Regions from separate parts of the Homo sapiens genome. Here region 2 is linked to region 1. The links are chromatin contacts, found by Hi-C or POLR2A ChIA-PET in ENCODE. All regions are on one chromosome and are shown on one strand. Each heading gives the region's core, a stretch centred on a gene start or an enhancer-like site at or near the end of the contact. The rest is flanking DNA. Distances are from core to core; before and after follow the strand shown. Region 1 holds the start of TMEM266 (transmembrane protein 266). Region 2 holds the start of FBXO22 (F-box protein 22).

Region 1 (5,503 bases), core at 815-3,314:
ATAATGCACTTTAAAAAAATGATTAAATACACATCCATAGCTGAATGCAGAGATTCCAAGAACTTTGAATGCATAATTGCTACAATCATAGAGAGACTGGATTACGAGCCACGGCTGGTACGGATGGATTCCTTCCTCCCATTAAGGCACTCACAGGCAAGTGTGATAGACAATGTTGCTCTGATGACTGGCAGTGAGACCAGAAGATAGTGTGAAGGGCAGCAAGGAGGGTAGGGTGGGATGCGATAATGGAAAATGGGAGTGATTCATTCTACTTAATGCATATACGTTTTATGGGTTTAAATCTGGAGGGAAACAACTTTTTAAACTCAACTCCTTGTGTGTGAGAATTAAATGGAAGCACATCTTGGACCCCACTTTTTATAGGTTTAGTGCCACCTCAAAAAATTCCATACTGATCCATTCTGAAACAACTGCTTTTCTTACTGGAAAGCCACAAAGTTGGTGCAGAATCTATGAAATGGAAAATTAGACCCAAGCCAACATGCTCATGCATAAGCTTGATTTTAATGAAAAGGTACACGGAGCAGCCGCACCTGGAGGAAAAGCCCCCTCAGGGCTCCCCACCTCCAGTATCCCCATGTGCTTGAGTTTGCATCCTTACCCTGTCCCTGACTGTGTGACCTTGGGCAAGTTAGTTAACCTTTCTAAGTCCTGGCTTGTTCATCTTCAACATGGACATAGCAGGTTTGCTGTGAGGACTAAATGAGCTCATACACAAATAGTTTTAGCTCAGTACCTGGTACATATGAACATTTAAGAAACATGTCCTTCTCGTGATTAGATGTGACACTCTGACCATTTTAGAAGCAATTACGGTTCAGCTATCATATCCCAACATCTTGTGATAACCATTTTCATTTTTTGCTTCTAGCTCTTACTATTCTTTTCATCACAATATTTTAGGGTGGAGGTATTTGGGGGAGGAGGTAAGCAGTTATATACATCCCATTTTCCCACTGTTGTTCAAAGCAAGGTGAAAAGCCAGGGAAATAAACACATGCACTGAAGAGAAATTCAGTCTTTAGGATATGATGTGATAGGTGTATGGAATATAAACAAATCATATAATTTCAACCTCTCACATATAGGGCATCAAATCATAGGTAGGTCTTATTTTAAAAGAAAAGCCAAGCAGCATTAAAGAGGATAGAGGGAACCCATATGGGCCTATTGCTAGCTCAGTATTGGTGACTGTGAAACAGGGATGGGTGAGCTAGATTACGGGGGTGTTTCATGGGGTCTGACTTCCAACAGGTGGCTAGCTTTAGTCATGTTCAGATGCAAAACCGTAATGAGTTTGAGTATGCAAGTCCCAGGGATTCTGTTGAAGGCCATCTTTTCTCGGCCATCAAGGGAGACAATTTTCTAGGTTTAAGCCTCCCTGGCAAGTTAGCAAGCAGGGAACTGCCTGCCCTAGCTTGCACCTGTCCCCTGAAGGGGATTCTGGCCTGACGGTGAAGACCCACCATCCCTTCCAGACAGCCCATTCTGCCGCTGGGGCACCTCCCGACAAACGGGGGAAGCCCACTAGGAAGTGGTCACGACCAACCAAGCCACAAATCCTCAGGGTGTGGGATTTCCACCTCTATACCACGTCTGAAAACCGAAAATAGGCGCCCGCTTGCCATACTGCAATGGGATTCCCCCCAGCAGCAACCCCCCCCTCCAGCTTGCATGTTTTATTAATAAATGCAAGATGGCACACGGAGGCAAAGAATGGGAGGTAAGGCATCTGCAGCTGGACCCGAACCAGGGCAGTTTGCAAAAATAAATAAGAAGCATGTGACAAGAAGCAGGTCTCCAGGCTGGAGCTGAAGCCCTGGGCTGCCCCACGCACCCTCGCCTGGCTCCCCCGGCCAGGGGGATGAAGGTCAGCGGCAAGATCCCAGCCCTTCCGAGCACGCATCCTGCAAACCTTGACCGGTCCCCCCACCCCCCGCCCCGACCACAAGACTCGGGCAGTGAGGCAGGGGAAGCTCTGGCCGCGGCCGGCTGCGAGGACACATACCTGCTGCCCGGGCTCGGGATTCGCTCGGCTCTGCAGCGGCGCCGGCCGCGGCTCGCGCTCCCGGGGCTCCCCTCTCCGCCCCCCCGCCCCCTCGCGGCCCCGCCGCTCCCTCCGCCCCTCCGCCCACCGCGCTCGGGGGCGCGCGCGAGGCCTCGCGCCGGCGGCTTGGCCGAGCCCGCGCCTGCGCCCTCGCCTCCCGCCGGCCGCGCGCGCGCGCCCCCGAGGCTGCGGAACGGCGGCGCGGCTGTCTAGGAAACCGCGGCGTCGGCTGGCAGGGGCTGGCGGCCTGAGCTGGGCAGGGGGCGGAGGCGGGGGCTCGGCTGTCTCCGGGGCTGCCACGCAGAGCGGGCTTCGTGGCGTGGGTGAGGGGGTCGCGGGGCAGGGTCGGGGCCTGAGTGCGAGCGTGTGGAGAGGCGAGGGGGCCGCGAAGGGTGGGTTTGACGGGGACGCAGGCGGGGCGCAGAAGCAACAAGTGCGGAGGCCGAGGGCGTCGCTCGGGGAAGCGGAGGACCCCCGCGGGATTTCGTACAGCTGAGAATGGGAACCTCCCGTCGCTTTGGCGCAGCGCTTTGCAGTTTCCAGAGCTCTTTCCCAGTTGCTCCGTTTCATCCGCGCGGGGCGCCCGGTGAGGGAGCGGATGGCACGCAGTGCCCGCTGCGCTTGGAGGCCACCGAGGGGAAAACACCTCTTTCTGTGTGGCCGGAGTCATAGCACGGTCAGAGTGCCTTGACTCTCAGTTGGCTGCCTGGGAGAAAAATACCTGTCAGTACATTCATTTGATGGCCTCAGCTCAGGACCCTTGTAGGACCGTGTTTCTCCTCTTTTTCCGTTTTTCGTTATCTGACTCTTAAAAAGGCTTTTTACACGTCCCCATCTCCTTTCCCCGTGAAATCCCAGTACCGCAGATACACTGTCGACCTGCTTATGTGCTGTATGTGTTATCCGTGCTTGATGCATAAAAAGTAACATTGCGCCCCTTGGAGGCAGCATCGCCCCGGTGGAGAAGCCTGTCCTAGGGCCATGATTGCCAGTTACCGGGTGGGTTAAACGGAACCACTGAGCAATCTGGATGCACCCACAGATATTCTCTGTGGTTAAAAAAAAAGTCCTCACCCATAATGGGTACTACTCTAATTAATGTTTGCAAGGGCTGCTGTGAATACGGCCATTTAAGCAGCTTCTGGATTCATAGTAGCTTATTATCGTTTGTCTTCTCCACCAATTCTTGCTAAAAATATAGCCATTTTCCTATAGGGTGTTGCGATTTTTATCTTAAAATATTTGAAAAGATGGGAAACCCTTGTTTCTAGGACACGGAGTTTCAGAATGGCTTTTGGCTCTGCAGATAGGTTTGATTTCTGATTCTTGTACCTCTTCTAAAGTGTTTTTATTTGATTAGGTCCAGTTGGCCTCCCAGGAATGTCCTTTGTCTTTTCTTCCTGCCGTAGCTTTTTTAGTATGGATAAAATGAAAATGGTAGAGTTGAAGGACTTCAAAACCACCTCTTGGAATTGCCCCACGGTCTTGGACTACCTTCCCTGGATTATACGGGAATATCTATACAGGGAGTATCTACTTTTGGCAAACTGAGAAAAAAATGTAAAATTTCTTCAGATCCTCCTTCGCCTTTCAGCATTTCCTACTCATCTCTAATCTCTAATGGTGGAATTTCAGAGGAAGAAACACTTGGAGATGATACTTGTGGAAGCTACCTGGGTTGCCAAAGGATTTTTCTACATTTCTAGACGGAAGAAATGTGGACTAGAATAGAGAAAGTGGAGATGGGTTAAGAAAAATTAATGGAGGATGCACGGGAGGGGAGCTATAGTTTTCTGACAGTCAGTGACAGCATTTTAACTAGGTACACTTTCTTTAGAAAAAGCTTTGGCATAGCTTGCCCAGATTGTTATCCACTCCATTTTCCACCTTAGTAGAACTCTACTTAAGATTTGATTGAAACTATTGAGAAGCATCCAGTTATAACGCTAATTAACTCTCAGAGTACGACAAGTATTTTGAAACTTGCTGAGAGAAATTTGAAGACCACTTCAAATTTCTACCAGGAATCTTTGTATCCTAATAAAATTTTTTTGAATTCGGGTTCATGCGACTTCAAGGGAACATTTTTTTCTACAATGGCTATTTATAGTATAATAGCCATTGTAGAAAATATTTATATTTATAAATATTTATATTATGTATTTATAATATAATAGCCATTGTATTGAAAATTACATGCTAATAAAGTTTACGTGTGTCTTAAGTGTTCTGGGTTTTGTCCTTTTCTGAGTAATCCGAGTTAATGGAAATTGTAGGTGCAACCATTTCATGTTGTAGTGTGAAGTCAAAAATCCCAAAACATGTATAATTTGTCAACTCTATGCTGCCCCCTGGTGATGTCTTACTTCACAGCACCTCCCCAAACTAAAATCTCCCTTCGATAAATTTTTTAGGGTATTGAAAACTTAAGTGTGGACGAGATGCCATTCTGCATTCTTCAAACTGGGCCTTCTCTTGTTTTCAAATACCCTGAGGCCTAACACCGGAGGAGGATTAGCCCTTGAGGCTGATGAGGCTAGAGGAACTGTGAAGATCTGCCACAGATCTCACTTTCACTTGGAGCATTATTCTTGAACTTAACTGGCTTATAAGACTCACTTGGGAACACTTGCTTAAAATCAGATTCTGTGAGTCATAAATTCAGCTGATTAGAAAAAAAAATCGGATTCTGGAGCCTCCTTTCAAACACCTTGAAATCTAATATCAGGGGGTTGACTTGTGATTTTTTTTTTAACTGCCCCAGGTGATTCTTATTGACAGGAGAGGGTGGGGGAATCCTAGAGCTATAAATAGTACAGGTGCTGCTTCAGTACACTGCAGGTGACTAATGAGAGGAATTTTGTGAGTAAAGGAGCTTAGTAGCAACAGGAAAGTATAAGAGCTGTAAAGCAGAAGTGGAACTGTGGGTTTAAGCTTGGTATATCACTTCCTTGCCAGACATAACTGTTCGTTTCTAACGTGGCTGTAGTTGGCATTCTCTCTCATACCAAGATACCTTTTGAGGTAAGTCAGATTTTCTTTTAGTTAAAAAGACTGCCTTTTCAAGAGTACCAGGATCACATAAATGGAAAATTTGTACATGTATGTAGCTGCAAGATTATGGGAGGATAGATTAGAGATGATGTTGATCCTGTGAATGTCTGAAAAAGATTGGTAGCAGAGTTAAAGCTTTTGTTCTCTTGAGATAGTTGCTTGTGAAAATAGAACAAGTGAATCTGATGCCATGTGATTTGTGAAAATTTGAATAATGCCCAAAGTCCTTAAATTGTTAATGTGATATAAATGTTAATATTTTGAAAGCTCTTCTAAATGTTATAATATAACCTCACTTATTTGGAATGTACAGGTAGAAAGCCAATCTGAGTTGGTAAAAGCCTGAAAAATGGAATATATGTGACTTTGTGTGGTATT
Region 2 (5,503 bases), core at 1,600-4,099, 160 kb after region 1:
GTTTTCTACAAGCCTGCCTTTGGATACTGGCCAGCTCCCTGGAATGAGAGTTCCAGAGCCCAAACAAGGTAAGGAGAAAGACCACCCAAGGAAGGGGGAAACAGAAGATTGGTTACATATGGGGCATTGATGTAATATCTAAATACATTAAGAATGATGAGAACCAGGTTTCCCTTTGCCCAAAAGGGAGGTACAAATATGAGCAGAGACAAAACTAGAAAGCATCCTGCGTTTGATTCGAAAAGGATGCACCTGTGTGAACTCATGAGCCTCCACATATATATAGAAATATAATTGTAAATGTGTGTATATGTATATACTAATGTATATACATACACATGCATGTATATACATACTTATATTCCTTGGCTCTAATGACTGGGCTTTGGAGCAGCAAATCCCTCAATGGCAAGGAGTACACTTAGAGAGTCTAGACCTTGATTTCTAAATACCACACTCCATCAAAAGGAGCCAGGGCTTAATGGCCAATTCCAGGACCAAGGCAGGTAAAACCCAAGACAAGCTTAGAACATCTTGTGCCAGAAAACAAGAAAAGTGCTCAAAGATAATGGAGTCATCTCTAAAAAGACACTGAAGCCAGCCTGAAGGAGCTCCTACTAGCCAAACTAGGGGGTGAGAGGGGTAATTTGAGCACCAAAATACAGTAACAGATTATATCCCACTGAATTAAATAAGACTCCGAGAGTGTACAGATATAAATAAATAAATGAATTGAAACACGATATTTACATAGTTTCAAATGATCTCTTCACAAAACAATCATTACAGTAGAAGAGTGATTTTAGTGAAGACACTTGGCAAGCATCGCCTTAATTGAGTAATCAAAGGTAATACCACCAATAACAAGACGAATGGAAATCACATGCCACCTAAAGTATGCCGTGAAAAAAGCACAGCATCACTTCTGTGATTATTTCCTGCCAAAGACACAATTGATGGATGTTCTACAAAATAGCCTGTGATTTTCCTAAGTGTCAAGATTGGGAAAAATCAAGCAAAGCTTGAGAAACTGTTCCAGATCAAAGGAGATTAAAGAAACAGGACTTACTCAGAGCAAATTGCAATTGGGAACAGATCTTTTTGCCATGAAGAACCTTACTGGGACAACTGGCAAAATCTGAACCGAGTCTGAGGATAAAATGGTAGAAATGTATCAGTGATAATTTCCTGATTGTGACGGCTGCACCGTAGTTATGTCTGTCTGTAAGCCGTACTAAAGTAAACAGAGTGACAGAGCAGCAGGTTGGCACTTTACTGTCAAATGGTTCCCTTCCACTCCCCAGAGATGGTACACCCTGCAGCCCCTCTGACTCCACAGTTCGAGTCTTCATCTCTCCTGGTGTTGGCTCCCCTTTTGAAGTTGGGGGCCAGAGAAGCAAAAGAGTACAGGATCAGAAGTTGAAATATTTGGCTTTAAGTTTTGGTTCTTGGCTTTCTAGGTGTGCTCACTGAGCAAGACACACCCAGTTGTCTTCCCGGTAAAACAGACAACAAAAAGTTGCTTCAAGGGAAGCAGGTGAAGGGAAGGTTCTGCACAGCGTTGTTGTTAATAGTGAAAATGTGGATACTTAAAAGGCCCAACATGCCGGGCGCGGTGGCTCACGCCTGTAATCCCAGCACTTTGGGAGGCCGAGGCGGGCGGATCACGAGGTCAGGAGATCGAGACCATTCTGGCTAACACGGTGAAACCCCATCTCTACTAAAAATACAAAAAATTAGCTGGGCATGGTGGCGGGCGCCTGTAGTCCCAGCTACTCGGGAGGCTGAGGCAGGAGAATGGCGTGAACCCGGGAGGCGGAGCTTGCGGTGAGCCGAGATCGCGCCACTGCACTCCAGCCTGGGCCACAGAGCGAGACTACGTCTCAAAAAAAAAAAAAAAGGCCCAACATTTGATGAACGGTCAAATAAATCATGACACATCCTTACCGTGTAGTCACTAAAACTGATGTTTACAAAATCTTTTCACGGAACGAGATGTTCCTTTAATTAACAAAACTGGGATTTAAAAAAAAATAGTTCTCAAAGACTGAACCACCAACCTGCAAATGACTGTGCATGACACCCCTTGCTACTTGCCTCAAGCTCCTCTGCTACCACGCGAACCAAGCAATGCCCCTCCAGGTGGCCGGCCTCCGCCAGGCCTGCGGAGATCCAGGTTACGCTCCGATGGGTCCGCAATACTCTGCGCACACACTCCCTCCATAAGCGGCACACGCTGAGGACGCAAACGCACAAAGGATTGCGAACGGACGTTCATTTTCGTCTCTCCCACAGCTCACAAACCCCCACCCGCTGGCGCAGCAGCAGGAGATCCCTGCGGGATCCAAAGTCCCCGGGGTAGGTAGGTGTCAGTCAGGGCGCTAGTTCGGAAGAAGAGCCAGATATGGAGAAAACCTTAAGGGGAACTTCGCCCCTCAGGGAAGTCCCCCCGGGGCACCACGGCTGGGAGATACCTCGCGGGTAGGGGGTCACCTCAGGTAGGGCGAGCGAGCCGGGGACGGCCCTGGTGGGTCCCAAGGGTCTCTCCCCCCACCCCGCCAGCCTGGGACATGCCCACGGCGTGTCCCCAGGCAAGCTTCCCGCCTCCGCCTCCTCTCCTCACCAGGCCACCCGCAGCAACGCCTTGGCGGGCAGGAAGGTGAGCACACGCTCCACCACCTCCGCCAGGTTACTCAACACGAAGGTGCTCCGCGGGTCTACGGAGGAGCCGCGGCACTCGCCGCAGCAGCCTACCGGCTCCATTCCTCACCAGCCCGCCGGAACCAGTCCTACGGCGGCTCGGAGGAACCCGATTACGCCAGCATAGGGTTGCCCGGCCGGCGCGCACTGAGCAGGCGTCCGCGCCACTTCCGGCTGGACGGGGAAGGTGGGCGTGGCAACGCCGGTGCGTTCCCTCGTCTGGAGCCCGTACTCCGAGGTGTACTCCGTTCCGTAATACGCTCGGAACTGTTTTCTTCATTTTTGAGATTGGGTCTAATGCTGTGGCCAGGCGGGAGTGGAGTGGCGCGGCCTCTGCTCACTGCAGCTTCTACCTCCCAGGCTCAAGCGATCCTCCCGCCTCAGCCTCCCTCGTAGCTTTAACTACAAGCTCCCGCCACCACGCCCAGCTAATTTTTGTATTTTTTGTAGAGACGGGTTTCCAGGCTGGTCTGAAACTCCAGGGCTCAAGCGATACTCCCGCCTGGGCCTCCCAAGGTGCTGGAATTACAGACATAAGCCACCGCTCCTGGCAACTTTCTAGGAGGCCTCCTGCAGTGAAAATAAATTCTTCTTCTGTGCCTGTGCCTCTCACTGCCCTGGCACCGCCATATTTCTGAGTTTACATCTTTCTCTAATTCACAAATTCCTTGCAGGGACTAGGTAGTACTTATTGCTCTTCGTAGTCCCAATGCCTGTTTAAATAGCATAAGCTCGATTTATAAACGGACGTTTGCTTTTAAAAAATTGTCTTAGTGTGTGAAAATCACTGCCTTTATTCCTTGTAAACTTAGTTAACTCGTTGTAATCTTCAGGTTTAAAGTTTCGAATGAGTAAAATGGCATAAATAGCACCTGCCATTCTAAGGTAGCTGAGTGAGATGATTGCTGTGAAGCACGCCCCAAGCTGTGCACCAGTTCCCCGCCAGGGACATCAGATTCACCTGGAAACTACTAAGTTTTAGCACATTCCCGGTCCTTATCCCAGACCTCCTGAATCAGACACTGGGGGTGAGGCCCAGCAATCTGTTTTAACACACTTTATGACGATTCTGATGCATGCTCAAACTGAGAACCACCAAGAAATGGAAGCACAGCAGACACAGGTTTGTCCCCACCTAACATCCATTCCTCCCGCCAATTCCTTCCTAAGGGAGCCCTGATTTGATCGCCAGATCTTGGGCAGAAACTTGGTCTAAATTAGCAGTTCTCATTATGGCCTCAGGACCCTTTACACCCTAAAATATTGACACGACCAATAGTTTATGTGTGTTATGACTATCAATATTTACCATATTAAAAATTAAATCAGAACATCTTAATGCTTAACTCTTTTTAAAAAACCGATGTTATACATTAACGAAATATTTTTATGGAAAACAATTATTTCCCAAATCCTCCTTCCCCCACTGGTGGATAGTATGACATTGTCAGTGGCATAAGCCTCCTGAGTAGCTGTGGTTTTTTTCTTTTTTTTGGTAGACCCAGGGTCTATGTTGCCCAGGCTGGTCTCAAACTCCTGGCCTCAAGACATCCCTCTGCCTCCGCCTCCCAAAGCGTTGAGATTACAGGTATGAGCCACCAAGCCCAGCCAGTTTTTTCCCATAGTCTATTTATAGGCGCAGCTGCTTAAGGAAGCCAGATGGCCCAGATGTCACCAGAGCTTCCTGACCCCTTGCGGAATACCAGAGGAAGATAAACAGGCGCCCTCCAGTTACCTTTAGATAATTAACATAATGCTAAAATCCTCTCCCTAAAGAAAGCTCACTGGCATCTTACGAACATGGATGTATGAAGCAGCATGTTCAGGGACTATGCCTGCTTGTCTGGAACTCCAGTCTGTGCATGCCGTTCATACCTCCCCCGCCCCTCAGCTAACTCTTTAAACTCCCCAGCCTCCCATCCCTCTGGGAGAAGGTGCCTTTAGAGTATGAGCTCCCCTTCTCCATTCTCTGGCTACTGAATGAAACCTGACTGCCTTTCAAAGTGGGCGTTCTTTCTTTGTGGCTGATATAAAGTAGGGAAAGAGGACAGTTTACCAGTGACGGCATCACTACATTTTTGCAAATATTTAATTTGTCTTAATAGAAGACAAATAGATTCTCATATTTGCTTCTGAATTCAATCTGTTGCAAAATCACATCATGTAGCCTCTGGAAAATTCCATTGTACACATGGAAGAATGAGTGAAAATGGCAAATGTTTTAATATTATGAAAATAGTCTTTTAAAACCTCTTGAAATGGTCTCAGGGGTCTCCAGTGTTCCCCAAATAAGGCTTTGAGAACCATTTGTGCAAACTAATCACGATGGTTTCATTCTTTTCACCACCATTGGTTTAGGGGTGGGCACAGGTCCCTGATGTAGCCAAGGAAAGGCAAGAGGCAGTGTGCTTGATGGGATGGTGCTTTTAGAGATTTCCTCACCTCCTAAGGAGACACTAGAAGACAGGGCCATTTATCTACCTCTGGATCAAGTAAGGGGGCTGCACATAACATGCAACCAAAAGATGAAACCAACATAGAAAAATCTCAAGGAAGCAGAGCAAAGCCCAGATGTACAGTACCTGGAGTTGTCCTACCTCTGGACTTCTTGTATGTGAAATAATCTGTCAATTGTGTGCAAGGAGGCCATGGGTATGCTAAGGAAGGAGCAGATTATTTTCACTGGGGGAACTAAGGATAGCCATAAGGAAAAAGTAGCACTTGAATTTATAATGAGAATGGAAGAGGAAAAAGGCGGAGGAAAAGGTGACTATTGTACAGACTATTTCCAGGTTCTTTCACA

What was found. A loop is a pair of places that touch in the nucleus more often than their neighbours do. ChIA-PET counts read pairs that join two places held with the same protein, here RNA polymerase II (POLR2A). Pooled maps may share reads with other maps.
Region 2: a loop to region 1 is called in a map of B cell, with 5 times the contacts of the local background. The contact joins the promoter of FBXO22 here to the promoter of TMEM266 in region 1. A Hi-C loop is called at or near these places in 2 of 168 maps with a recorded cell type or tissue (B cell and mammary epithelial cell), 3 of 37 single-sample maps with no recorded cell type and 10 of 50 pooled maps. POLR2A ChIA-PET finds 5 or more read pairs at or near these places in 3 of 52 experiments (Caco-2, GM12878 and MCF 10A).

The regions. Positions count from the first base shown.
Region 1 is chr15:76,056,546-76,062,048 of GRCh38, reverse strand. It overlaps TMEM266 (transmembrane protein 266), which reads right to left and starts at 2,064. Exons shown (of 11, transcript NM_152335.5): 1 at 2,033-2,064. It also overlaps a transcript of NRG4 not described here. RefSeq lists a silencer at 3,022-3,071 and enhancers at 4,555-4,604, 4,795-4,844, 4,905-4,954.
Region 2 is chr15:75,901,224-75,906,726 of GRCh38, reverse strand. It overlaps FBXO22 (F-box protein 22), which reads right to left and starts at 2,849. Exons shown (of 7, transcript NM_147188.3): 1 at 2,624-2,849; 2 at 2,098-2,236. The coding sequence starts at 2,763. RefSeq lists a silencer at 2,458-2,527 and enhancers at 2,578-2,627, 2,648-2,747, 2,364-3,021, 3,108-3,197, 3,022-3,681.